Linked DNA regions of Homo sapiens: region 1 is linked to region 2. A link is an interaction called in ENCODE POLR2A ChIA-PET data of the cell type or tissue named here. Cell type or tissue: K562. All regions are shown on one strand. Each heading gives the region's core, and the rest is flanking DNA. Links, peaks and the distances in the headings are about the cores only.

Region 1 (6,383 bases), core at 739-5,738, 62 kb before region 2:
GGGTTCTTGCTCTGTTGCCCAGGCTGTAGTGCAGTGGCACAATCCTAGTTCACTGCAGCCTTGAGCTTAAGGGATCCTCCCTCCTCAGCTTCCCAAAAGCACTAGGATTACAGGCGTGAGCCACTGTGACTGACCTTATTAGATTATTAGATTAGAATGATTATAACACAGTCATTCAGGAAGCAAGTATAGGAAGAAAAAAAAGGCAACACAAGTTCATTGTAGAAAATGCAGAAAAGCAAAAAGGAAATAAAAATCACTTGACTCTATCCTCCAGAAAAGATGATAGCATCCTTTCTCTAGGCCTAAAACACATTATTTCACCAAAATAAGAGTTTACTGTAATAATAGGTTTTTTTTGTTTTGTTTTGTGTTTTGTTTTTTTTGAGACAGAGTCTCGCTCTGTCGCCCAGGCTGGAGCGCAGTGGTGCGATCTCGGCTCACTGCAAGCTCAGCCTCCTGGGTTCATGCCTTTCTCCTGCCTCAGCCTCCCGAGTAGCTGGGACTACAGGCGTCCGCCACCACACCCAGCCAATTTTTTTGTATTTTCTTTTAGTAGAGACGGGGTCTCACCATGTTAGCCAGGATGATCTTGATCTCCTGACCTCATGGTCCTCCCGCCTCGGCCTCCCAAAGTGCTGGGGTTACAGTCGTGAGCCACTGCGCCCAGCCATATATATATATATATATATTTTTTTTTTTTTTTTTTTTTTTTTTGAGATAGGGTCTTACCCTGTTGTCTAGGCTGGAATGCAGTGGTGCCATCATAGCTCACTGCAGCCTCATACTTCTGGGCTCCAGCCATCCTCCCATCACAGCTTCCCGAGTAGCTGGGACTACAGGTGCGTGCACCACCATGCCCACCTAATTTTTAAATTTTTTGTAGAGATGGGGTTTCACCATGTTGCCCAGGCTGATCTCAAACTCCTGGGCTCAAGCAGTCCTCCTGCCTCGGCCTCCAAGAGTGCTGGAATTACAGGCATGAGCCGCCCAACATGGCCTAATAGTGTTTTATAACTTTGTATTTTGGGGCCATTCAGCAAATATTTTCTGAGAAGTTACTGTCTTTTTTTTTTTTTTTTTTAAGATGGAGTTTTGCTCTTGTCACCCAGGCCGGAGTGCAGTGGCACGATCTTCTTGGCTCATTGCAACCTCTGCCTCCCAGGTTCAAGCGATTCTCCTGCCTCAGCCTCCCTACTAGCTGGGAATACAGGCTCCCGCCACCACGCCCGGCTAATTTTTGTATTTTTAGTAGAAACGAGGTTTCACCATGTTGCCCAGGCTGGTCTCAAACTCCTGACCTCAAGTGATCCGCCTGCCTCAGCCTCCCAAAGTGTTGGGATTACAGGCATGAACCACCATACCCAGCCTGACTTGTTTTACTGAGTAGGTGTCTTTAGGGTTCATGTTGTAGCGTGTGTCAAAATTTCCCTTTTTAGGCTGAATCATATTTCATTGTATGGGTATATCATGTTTTGTCTATTGATGGGCACTTGGTTTGCATTGTCTTTTGGCTGTTGCACATAATGCAGCTATGAACATAGGTGCACAAATATTTCTTTGAGTTGCCGTTTTTAGTGCATTTGGGTGTATACCCAGATGTGGATTGCTCAATAGTGTGGTACTATTTTACAGTTCTTGAGGAACTGCCATACTGCATTCTGCAGCAGCTGCACCATTTCACATTCCCACCAACAGTGCACAGGGCTCCAATTTATCCACACCCTCGCCAACAGCCAACACTTTTTTTTTTTTTTTTTTTTTTAGATGGAGTCTTGCTCTGTCGCCCAGGCTGGAGTGCAGTGGTGCGATCTCAGCTCACTGCAGCCTCCGCCTCCCAGGTTCAAGTGATTCTTCCACCTCAACCTCCTGAGTAGCTGGAATTACAGGCGCTTCCCACCACACTCAGCTAAATTTTGTATTTTTAGTTGAGACAGGGTTTCACCATGTTGGCCAGGCTGGTCTCCAACTCCTGATCTCATGATCCGCCCGCCTCAGCCTCCCAAAGTGCTGGGATTACAGGTGTGAGCCACTGTGCCTGGCCTCATTCTGATTTAAAATGCTTTTAATCAACTTTATTGAGGTATAATTTACATATAATAAAATGCACGCACTTTAAAGATACAGTGCACACGATTTGACAGGTGTATACACTTGATTAAACCCCACACCAGACAAGATCTAGAACATTCCAACACCACAGAAAGTTCCTTCTTGTCTGCAACATAACTCTCCCCTTTGCCCCAGGCAATCACTGATCCAGTTTCTATCATCATCAGTTTTGTCTGTCTTGGAATTTTATATAAATAGAATCATATGGTATATATGTTTTTGTATCTGATTTTTTTTTTTTTTTTTGCTCAGTTTAATGTTTCTCTAAATCCGACTCATGATTTAGAGCAAGACTCTGCACCACACAGATCTGATCAGGGCCACACCTGTTACAAACTAGCCAGGTGGGCCGAGCACGGTGGCTCACGCCTGTAATCCCAGCACTTGGGAGGCTGAGGCAGGCGGATCACCTGAGGTCAGGAGTTTGAGACCAGCCTGACCAACATGGAGAAACTCCATCTCTACTAAAAATATAAAATTAGCTGGGCATGGTGGCGCATGCCTGGAATCCCAGCTACTCAAGGGGCTGAGGCAAGAGAATTGCTTGAACCCGGGAGGCGGAGGTTGCGGTGAGCTGAGATCGCACCATTGCACTCCAGCCTAGGCAACAAGAGCGAAACTCCATCTCAAGCAAAACAAAACAAAAAAAACTAGCCAGGTGATTGACCTCTGCCAAGTTCCTGAGTTACTTAAGTTCCAATTCTGTGTCTTCATCTGTAAAATGGGAGTAGTGAGAATACATTGAGGGCTGTTAGCCACAGGGCTGATTTTTCTCTCTGAAGTTGCAAGAATGTAAGTCCAATTGCACTTGCAAATCAAGAGTGAGTCTGTTAAATTAGCCGGGCATGGTGGCACACAGCTGTAATCCCAGCAACTCAGGAGGCTGAGGCAGGAGAATTTCATGAACCCGGGAGGCAGAAGTTGCAGTGAGCCAAGATCATGCCACTGTACTCCAGCCTGAGCGGCAGAGTGAGACTATCTCAAAAAAAAAAAAAAGAATGGGCCAAGTTATAACCTGCCCACTCCCTCCCCAGCCACCCGACTGGAGAGATGATCACTTACCAAAGATGCTAGCAAAACCCACACCACTGCAGCTTAAAATAGTGTAAGACTAGTGCCGACTCAGGGCACATGGCCTCAGCAGAAACAATGAAGAAAACTAAAAAACCTGGCTTCAAGTGAGGAGGTTTGGAATTTGGAATCTTGAAGCTGTCATTGTCATGTGACTATTTTAAATGGTAGCTTCTAACTGCCTCTCCCTCTTTGAGCTGTCCACATCTGGGAAACTGTGACCTGCCAGTGAAGTGTGGGTAGTGGCAATGTGTGGATGAGCCCGGTTGTGCCTGCAGCCTGGGCCTGCTGAACACTTGAGGGTCGGGGGTTCTCAGGAAATCCCTGAGAGCTCAAAGGATGGCCTGAGGGGCCTGGTGGCATGTGTGGAAGGGGCCAGGCCTTCCTGTCCAGAGGGTTGATGGACTGTGGTAGCCTGATGGGACAATAGGAGAGGCCCTGTAGACCCCTCCAGCAGACCTGTGCAGGTTTCCTCCTGGGGAGCACCAAGGTAATGCCTCAGCAGTGACTAGTGAAGGCCAGCACTCCCTAGGAGGGGCTGCCCCTGCGTGCCAGCTCTGCCTGAGCCTTGGCCAGCTGGCCCAGGAGTGATGTGGTGGTATTGCTCTCTGGCTGCACAGGGAGTAGTCTAGCCTGTGGACATCCCCAATATCCTGAAATTAGTTCCTCCCAGGAGGAATGCTGGGCCCTTTTTAGCTTCTAGTTGGTGCTAAGAGTGATTTTAAAATAACGGAACTGTCTGGGCACAGTGGCTCACGCCTATAATCTCAGCACTTTGGAAGGCCTGAGGTGGGAGGACTACTTGAGCCCAGGAGTTCAAGACCAGCCTGGACAACAAAACAAGACCCTGTCTCTACAAGAAATTTTAAATAAATTAGGTGGGTGTGGTGGTGCACACCTATAGTCCCAGCTACTTGGGAAGTTGAGGTGGGAGGATTGCTTGAGCCTAGAAGGTCAAGGCTGCAGTGAGCTGTGATCATGCCACTGCAACTCCAGCCTGGGCAAGCGAGCAAGAGGCTGTCTTAAAAGTAATAATAACAGAACTGTGTGAAATGCTCTGGTTCATCCCCCAGGCTCCTTGCCAGAGGCCTCCACTCACTCCAGACCCCTATAGCCCGTCGCTGTCAGCTGTCAACAAAGGATGCGAATGCTGGCCGCTTCCTGTGGGCTTCGTGTCACCCAGAGGTAAGCCCATGGCCTCCTCTCGGGTCCCTTCAACACGGACTGAGGAGGACACATGGATTTTTCTCTTTAGATGAAAGAATGGAATTGTGATTATGGGGTTTTTTTTTTTAAGTCTTTATCTCTTAGAAAAATACAGATGGAATGTGATCGCCTGTGTGTCTGGGACTTGCTACAAAAGCAAGAGGAAGCAGGAGGTTGAGATGAAGCAAGATTGGCCATGAGTTGTTAATTGATGAGTCTAGGTACATGGAAACATGGAAGTGCGTTATATAGTTTGGTCTACTTTGTTTTTTCCTTTTTTTTCTTTATGCTCATCTTTAATGTGACGGTAAGTTCTGCCTGCTTTTCACATTTACATTTTCTATAAGTTAGAAAGCAACTGAGCGGGCCCTTAGGATCTGACCCACTTGAGGTTCAGCTCTAGCGCCAACATTCCTATGAGACCTTAGACAAGAAGGAGCCTCTGTTCCTTAGTCTGTGAAATGGGGCTGATCACAGCTGCCTCAACGATTGCTGGAAGAGTTTTTCATAAACGAATGCACAAAAAGCACTTGGTTTGGTATCTGACACCTCATGAGTTTTAGTAACTCACGTTCTGAATGAGAATCTGGCCAGTTGACCCTGGCTGACCATTTGGGACAGGGAGGGGCACGTAAGGAGGAGTCTGGGGGTCCACCTCTCAGATCAGGTGGGCACACATGCAGCTTCTGCCTTTGTTTTTTGTTTTTTGTGTGTGTGTGTGTGTTTTGGGATGGAGTTGCGCTCTTGTTGCCTAGGCTGCGGTTCAATGGCACGATGTTGGCTTGCCACAACTTCCGCCTCCTGGGTTCAAGCGATTCTCCTGCCTCAGCCTCCTGAGTAGCTGGGATTATAGGCTTGTGCATCATGCCCGGCTAATTTTGTATTTTTAGTAGAGACGGGATTTCTCCATGTTGGTCAGGCTGGTCTTGATCTCCTGACCTCAGGTGATCTGCCCGCCTCGGCCTCCCAAAGTGCTAGGATTACAGGCATGAGCCACCGCACCCAGTCTTTTGTTTTGTTTTTAAGACTCATGCAGTCACAGAGGCTTCTGCCTTTGGTTAAAGCAGTCTTGGCTCCAGTTACATCTTTGGTTGGTTTGGACCTTATTTGGCAACAGTTTGAAGCTATAATCAGCAGTCAGATTCCTGGATTTGATTCTGCTAAAATACCGTAGGTGAAGCATTTATTTAGTTACTCATTTTTAAATGTTTTCTTTTGAAATAATTATAGATTCACAGGCAGTTGCAAAAAATGTACCCTAAGGTCCTTTGTACCTTCACCCAGTTTCCCCTAATGGTAAGAATAACACATACTTTTTTTTTTTTTTTTTTTGAGATGAGGTCTTGCTCTGTCACCCAGGCTGGAGTGCAGTGGCATGGTCACGGCTCACTGCAGCCTTGAACTCCTGGGCTCACATGATCTCCTACCTCAGCCTCTTGAGTAGCTGGGACTACAGGCATGCACCAGCATCCCAGCTAATAATACATCTTAGTATGTCTGTAGTACAATCAGTAAACTGACATTGGCATAATCCATGGAGCTTATTCAGATTTCACTAGTTCTGTAGGCACTCATGTGTGTTCAGTTATTTGCACTTTTAACACACGTGTAGATCCATGTAACCACCCCACACTCAAGATACAGAGCTGTTCATCTTCACCAAGGTGCTCCCTTGAGGGAAGCATTTATTTTCTAAGACAGATATCTTTTTATACCCCTGATTTAAAAGGGAAAGAAACGCAGGAGAATGTTGGGAAAGATGTTTGCTACTTGTTATCAGTGATTTATTTTACTTTGTGCTTTCTTGTTTGAGTTTTGTTTTTATAATGAACGTGTATCAGTTAGACAGAAGCAACAGAGCTTTTTTTTTTTCCATCTCTTGAAACCCATCACCCAGCTGCACCACTGCTGATGTTTTGGCAAACACAGACTGCTTTCTAGGTTGTTCTCCTGCCTTTCTCTCTGACTTTCTCCCTGCTCTCAGAAGACGTTCT
Region 2 (6,383 bases), core at 447-5,446:
ACACTTATGTGCCAGGCACGGTTCCAAGCATGTTATGCACACTGACACATCAGCAGTAGTAACTGATAGAGCCAGATTTGACCCCAGGGTATCTGGAGTGCTTGGTATTTAACATCTATCATCCTACTTTGTGCTTTTTTCTTGGAGACGGGGTCTTGCTCTGTTGCCCAAGGTGGAATGCAGTGGTATACCTCTTGAGACAGATCCTTAGCTCTTGCTAGGAGTGAGGGTGTGTGTGTGTGTGTGTGTGTGTGTGTGTGTGTGTGTGTGTGTGTTATTTGACTGGCTTTTCCTACAGCTGTTTTAATGAATGCACCTTCCCCTCACAGAGGCCCTCCTCCTCTATGGCATCTCTGCTTTATGGCAAATGGGTTTTGATTTTTTTGTTTTGTTTTGAGACAGAGTCTCGCTCCATCACCCAGGCTGGAGTGCAGTGGCGCAATCTCGGCTCACTGCAAGCTCCGCCTCCCGGGTTCATGCCATTCTCCTGTCTCAGCCTCCCAAGTAGCTGGGACTATAGGCGCCCGCCACCATGCGAGCTAATTTTTTGTAATTTTAGTAGAGACAGGGTTTCACCGTGTTAGCCAGGATGGTCTCGATCTCCTGACCTTGTGATCTGCCCGCCTCGGCCTCCCAAAGTGCTGGGATTACAGGTGTGAGCCACTGTGCCCAGCTGGGTTTTGATTCTTAAGCAAACAGCTCACTGCAGCCTCCACCTCCCAGGCTAAAGCAATTCTCCCCACCTCAGCCTCCCAAGTAGCTGGGACTACAGGTGTGCCATCACACCCAGCTACTTTTGTTTATTTTTGTAGAGATGGGGTCTCACTATGTTGCCAAGGCTGGTCTCTCTCTCTTTTTTTTTTTTTTTTTGAGATAGGGTCTCACTCTGTTGCCCAGGCTGGAGTGCAGTGGCATGATCATAGCTCACTGCAGCCAGGACCTCCTGGGCTCAGGTGATCCTTCCACTTCAGCCTCCCAAATAGCTGGGACTACAGGTGCACACCATCATGCCTGGCTAGTTTTTTTCTTTTTTTTTTTTTTAGGGTTTTTGCTATGTTGCCTGGGCTGGTCTTGAACTCCCGGACTCAAGCGATCTTCCTGCCTCAGCCTCCCAAAGTGCTGGGATTACAGGTGTGAACCACCATGCCCAGCCTGAACTTGAATTTCTTTTCTTTTAATTTTTATTTTATTTTTAATTATTATTATTTTTTATTTTTTTGAGACAGAGGCTTGCTCTGTTGCCCAGGCTGGAGTGAAGTGGCATGATCTTGGCTCACTGCAACCTCTGCCTCCTGAGTTCAAGCAATTCTGCTGCCTCAGCCTCCTGAGTAACTGGGACTACAGACGTGTGCCACTGCACCTGGCTAGTTTTTATATTTTTAGTAGAGACGGGGTTTCACCATGTAGGCCAGGATGGTCTTGATCTCTTGACCTCAGGTGATCCACCCACCGCAGCCTCCCAAAGTGCTGGGATTACAGGTTGTGAGCCACTGCGCCTGGCCTTGAATTTCTTAATAAGTCATATTGATGCACTATACCTTTGATCCATCTCCTTCTGAATTTCTTTATTTAACTCATCGACTTTCTGCTGCAGCTTTTTCCTTCTTTGTTCAGGTGGGAGGTTGCTGAAATCCTCCGGTGTTGCACCCTGCAGACACAAATATAAATGAGAAACCAGAAAGCCCCAGGCTTTCCTTGAAAGAAGGCTGAAAGCAAAGCCTGCAGCCATGGGGGGTGCAGACATCTGCATGTGGCTTCATGAAATAGATTAAGCTCTTTCCCACTACACCCAGCCGAGATGCAAAAATCAATGCATGCAAACTGCATAAGTCCCATAAACCATTCCCAGTTCCATGGATGCTGGCCAGAATGCCCCAGAAAAAGCAGTGAGCAACGCTACAGTAAAGGAGAGTAAGAGATACTTCTGACTCTAGGGAGAATCCATGAAAAACACATTTTGAGACAGTCTTCTTCCTTTTCCTACCAAGTGTTACCATCAATGTCAGTGGCAACACTGAAGTGTTAATGAAATTTATGTTTCCTTAATACAAACCCCATCAACCACTGCACGCCTAGCTGCTGCCTTTTCCCTAGCGTGAGTATTCCTGCCAGTCTCTTCACACAGGCTGAGGCCAAAAGTCTCCACCCCTGTAAAGTGACAGATGGGACATCACATTCCTCAGAGAATGTGGGTGAAAAAGAACATTAAAAAAAAAAAATCTCTTCTCCTTACCCCATGCACACCTCCCTCTGCTGCCTCTAAAAGTCTAGTTACTTTTTTTTTTTCCTTGAGACAGAGTCTCACTCTGTTGCCCAGGCTGGAGTGCAGTGGTGCGATCTCAGCTCACTGCAACCTCTGCCACCCAGGTTCAAGCGATTCTCCTGCCTCAGCCTCCTAAGTAGCTGGGACTACAGGCATGTGCCACCACGCCCGGCTAATTTTCCACAGTCTCTAACTCTTGACTTCAGGTGATCTGCTCACCTTGGCCTCCCAAAGTGCTGGGATTACAGGCATGAGCCGCCGCGCCCAGCCTAGTGACTTCTTTTAGGCCTTTAGGAAGCCTCTCAGAGTTCAGAGAGAATGCCCTCCCTGACCTCAAAATCAGTTTTCCACAGTGTACGAAACTCATCTCCGCGGTTTTTAATCTGTCAGAAGAACTGCATTTTGATATCTTGATTCCCTTTTCAGAAGCAGCTGCTCTCTTTACACTGTGCATGAGCTTTAAGGAGAAAGTATCAACAGTTTCAGGCTTTGACATATGCTTACTTGTTAGAAAGCTCTGGCTAAATTGTGATGTCAAGTGCTTTTACTTAAGTGAGGCTATGTTCATAAAGAGAGAGAAATTTCGTGCTGGGCACGGTGGCTCATGCCTGTAATTCCAGCACTTTGGGAGGCCGAGGTGGGTGGATCATAAGGTCAGGAGTTTGAGACCAGCCTGGCCAACAATGTGAAACACCGTCTCTGCTAAAAATATAAAAAACTAGCTGGGCGTGGTGGCGAGCGCCTATAATCCCAGCTACTTGGGAGGCTGAGGCAGGAGAATTGCTTGAACCCGGGAAGCGGAGGTTGTAGTGAGCCGAGATCGTGCCGCTGTACTCCAGCCTGGGCGACAATGCGAGACTCCATCTCAAAAAAACAAAAAAAAAAAAAAAAGAGAGAGAGAAATTTCTTCAAATAACCAGGGATAAGCCAGGGCATTTAGAAAAGAGATTTTACTTTAAACCCTCAATTCTTTTGAAACAAGGGCAAGGCAGGCTTGGGGCAGGGTAGAAAGAGGAGACCCAGTTAATGTAATTCCAGAAGCAAGTTGCATTTGCCAAGCAGCTTACATGTGGGCTTATGACTGGGTTCCTAGGCTGATTATGATAAAATGCCAGGGTGATGTGCTGGGAAGTGTGTGATTCAGCAAATAGTTGACCACAAAAGGCCACGCAAAGACCTTTCAGCTAATGTTCTCAAAGACACACCCATCAGACACACTGACTGACTCTCTAATGTGTGTGTGTGTGTGTGTATGTGTGTGAGATAAGAGTTGAGTGAAACCAGAATGGAAGTGACTATTCCTAATAGCAAACCAAAGAAGTTTGACTCTAAATCTAAGATGAAGCAAAACTAACCTTTAATATAAAAATAAAGACTTGTTTTCCGTATACTATGGTGCTACAATATTTATTTGAAAACTGGATTATTCTGGATTATGGATTTCACCACGTTGGTCAGGCTGGTCTCGAACTCCCGACCTCAGGCGATCTGCCCACCTCGGCCTCCCAACGTCCTGGGATTACAGGAATGAGCCACCATGCGCGGCCTCTTGCTACAGTCTTTTGTTAAAATATCAGAGCACTTTCGACCTCAGAAAACAGAATCTCTCTATCTGACCTCCACGTGCCCTTCTTTCACCTGCCCAAGGCAGGATTCTGATTGTGGCCATATGATCCTCATTCAAGAGGCTTCATGAGGATCGTGCCCCATACCCTGAAGGAAGGAAGGCTGCACAGGGAGGCCAAGAAGAATCTGCACAGACAGGCCCTGCTGGGTGTCACTACCTGATCTATTAGGATGCGATCAGGCAGTTTCTGACCAATCTCATTTCCACATGGTTGTCCATGCTTCAATCATGTCTATCTGATGAAGTCTCATAAAAGGCCCAAGAGGACAGGGTTTTTGGGGAGATTCTTAGAGAGTGGCTGCCCGGGGAGGGCATGGATGCTCTGTGCCCCCTCCCCCACACCTTGCCCTAAGCATCTCTTCATCTGTATTTTTAATAATATCCTTTGTAATAAACCAGTAAATGTGGTGGCCAGGCGCAGTGGCTCACGCCTGTAATCCCAGCACTTTGGGAGGCTGAGGCAGGCAGATCAAAAGGTCAGGAGCTCGAAACCAGCCTGACCAACATAGAGAAACTCTGTCTCGACTAAAGACACAAAAAATTAGCCGAGTGTGGTAGCACCCGCCTGTAGTTCCAGCTACTTGAGAGGCTGAGGCAGGAGAATTGCTTGAACCTGGGAGGCGGAGGTTGTGGTGAGCCAAGATCACGCCATTACACTCCAGCCTGGGCGACGGGCGAGATTCTGTCTCAAAAAAAAAAAAAAAAACCCAAAAACAAACCAGTAAATATAAGTGTTTCCCTGAGTTCTGTGAGCTGCTCCTGCAAATTAATTGAACCCAAAGAGAGGGTCAGGGGAACCCCAACTTGAAGCTAGTCCATCAGAAGTCCTGGAAGCCTGGACTTGCGACTGGTGGGAAGGAGGGGGCAGTCCTTCAGGACTGAGCCCTCAACCCCCAGGATCAGCCACTATCTCCAGGTAGATAGCATCAGAATGGAATTGAATTAAAGGACACCCAGCTAGTGTCTGCTGCTTGATATATAGCGGAAGCCTCCACATATTTGGTCACAGAAATCTTCTCTGTTGATTGTCATAGTGGAACAGCAGAGGAAAAACGGTTTGAGTTTTATCAAATGAGCATGTTTTCCAGAACTGAGAATTTTTTAAAAGCTGGAATACAGCAAAACACAATGCTAAGATACACTGCTTCAGAAATCAGGAAATCTAGGCCAGGCGCGGTAGCTCATGCCTGTAATCTTGGCACTTTGGGAGGCCGAGGCGGGTGGATCACCTGAGGTCGGGAGTTTGAGACGAGCCTGACCAACATGGAAAAACCCCGTCTCTACTAAAAATACAAAATTAGCCAGGCGTGGTGGCGCCCGTCTGTAATCCCAGCTACTCAGGAGGCTGAGGCAGGAAAATCGCTTGAACCCGGGAGGTGGAGGTTGTGGTGAGCTGAGATTGCGCTACTGCGCACTCCAGCCTGGACAACATGAGTAAAACTCCATCTCAAAAAAAAAAAAAAAAAAAGTCACAAAATCTGGCAAGTGGTCAACATTCACCTCGTTAATATGTGCTGAGCCTTGCTATGTGCTGTGAGTCCAACAGAACTTTCTACAGTGATGGCAATGTTCTATGGCCGCTCTTTCCAACACAGAAGCCATGTGTGGCTGTGAAGCATTTGAAATGTGGCTGGTGAAATTGTGGAACTGAATTTTTAAAAATTTATTTAATTTTAATTAATTAAAACTCAACAGCGGTTGGGCGTGGTGGCTCACACCTGTAATCCCAGCACTTTGGGAGGCCGAGGTGAGCGGATCACCTGAGGTCAGTTCAAGACCAGCCTGGCCAACATGGTGAAACCCTGTCTCTACAAAAATTAGCTAGGCATGATGGCAGTTGCCTGTAATCCCAGCTACTCGGGAGGCTGAATCAGGAGAAACGCTTCAACCCGGGAGGCGGAGGATGCAGTGAGCCAGGATCATGCCACTGCACTCCATCCTCAGTGACAGAGCGAGACTCCATCTCAAAACAAAAACAAAAACAAAAAACTCAATAGCTACATATGGTAGTGGCTACCACACTGGACAACAGCTTTAGCCTCTGTGCAGGTGTATAAACAGGTGCAAAGAAATCTATCAGTAAAACACATTGTACTGATAACTTATAAATAGATAAGAAAACAACAAAGACAGGCCATAACAGGAGGAGTTGGTATGGGAAGAGAGGGTCATACACATGTACCTATGTTTTAAGTGGCTGGAGTTCTGTAAGAGAAGCTTGTTCTATGTACTAATAAAATCAAACCTGGCCGGGCCTGGTGGCTCACGCATGTAATCCCAGCACTGTGGGGGGCTGAGGTGGGCGGATCACCTGAGGTCAGGAGCTCGAGATTAGCCTGGCCAGCATGGTGAAACCCCGTCTCTACTAAAAATACAAAAATTAGCTGGGTGTGGTGGCGCGCCCCTATAATCCCAGCTACTCGAGAAGCTGAGGCATGAGAATCGCTTGAACCCAGGAGGTGGAGGTTGCAGTGAGCCGAGATCGCGCCACTG

Evidence for each region. ChIA-PET counts read pairs that join two places held together with the same protein. Peaks named below come from ENCODE experiments on the same cell type or tissue, not always from the same donor. Only the 100,000 strongest peaks of a DNase experiment are listed, where the experiment ranks them.
Region 1: POLR2A ChIA-PET joins it to region 2 with 5 read pairs; 6 of 35 experiments call an interaction of 5 or more read pairs at or near these places.

What each region holds. Positions count from the first base shown.
Region 1 is chr9:129,845,557-129,851,939 of GRCh38, forward strand. It overlaps USP20 (ubiquitin specific peptidase 20), which reads left to right. Exons shown (of 26, transcript NM_001110303.4): 2 at 4,257-4,368. Among named protein-coding and RNA genes, the nearest start is that of USP20, 13 kb to the left of the region's middle. In K562, for the core only: no CTCF peak of the experiment used is centred there; no DNase peak of the experiment used is centred there.
Region 2 is chr9:129,907,352-129,913,734 of GRCh38, forward strand. FNBP1 (formin binding protein 1) reads right to left here. Exons shown (of 17, transcript NM_015033.3): 12 at 1,539-1,648. Among named protein-coding and RNA genes, the nearest start is that of MIR6855, 41 kb to the left of the region's middle. RefSeq lists a silencer at 3,199-3,493. In K562, for the core only: no CTCF peak of the experiment used is centred there; a DNase peak (open chromatin) is centred at 3,430.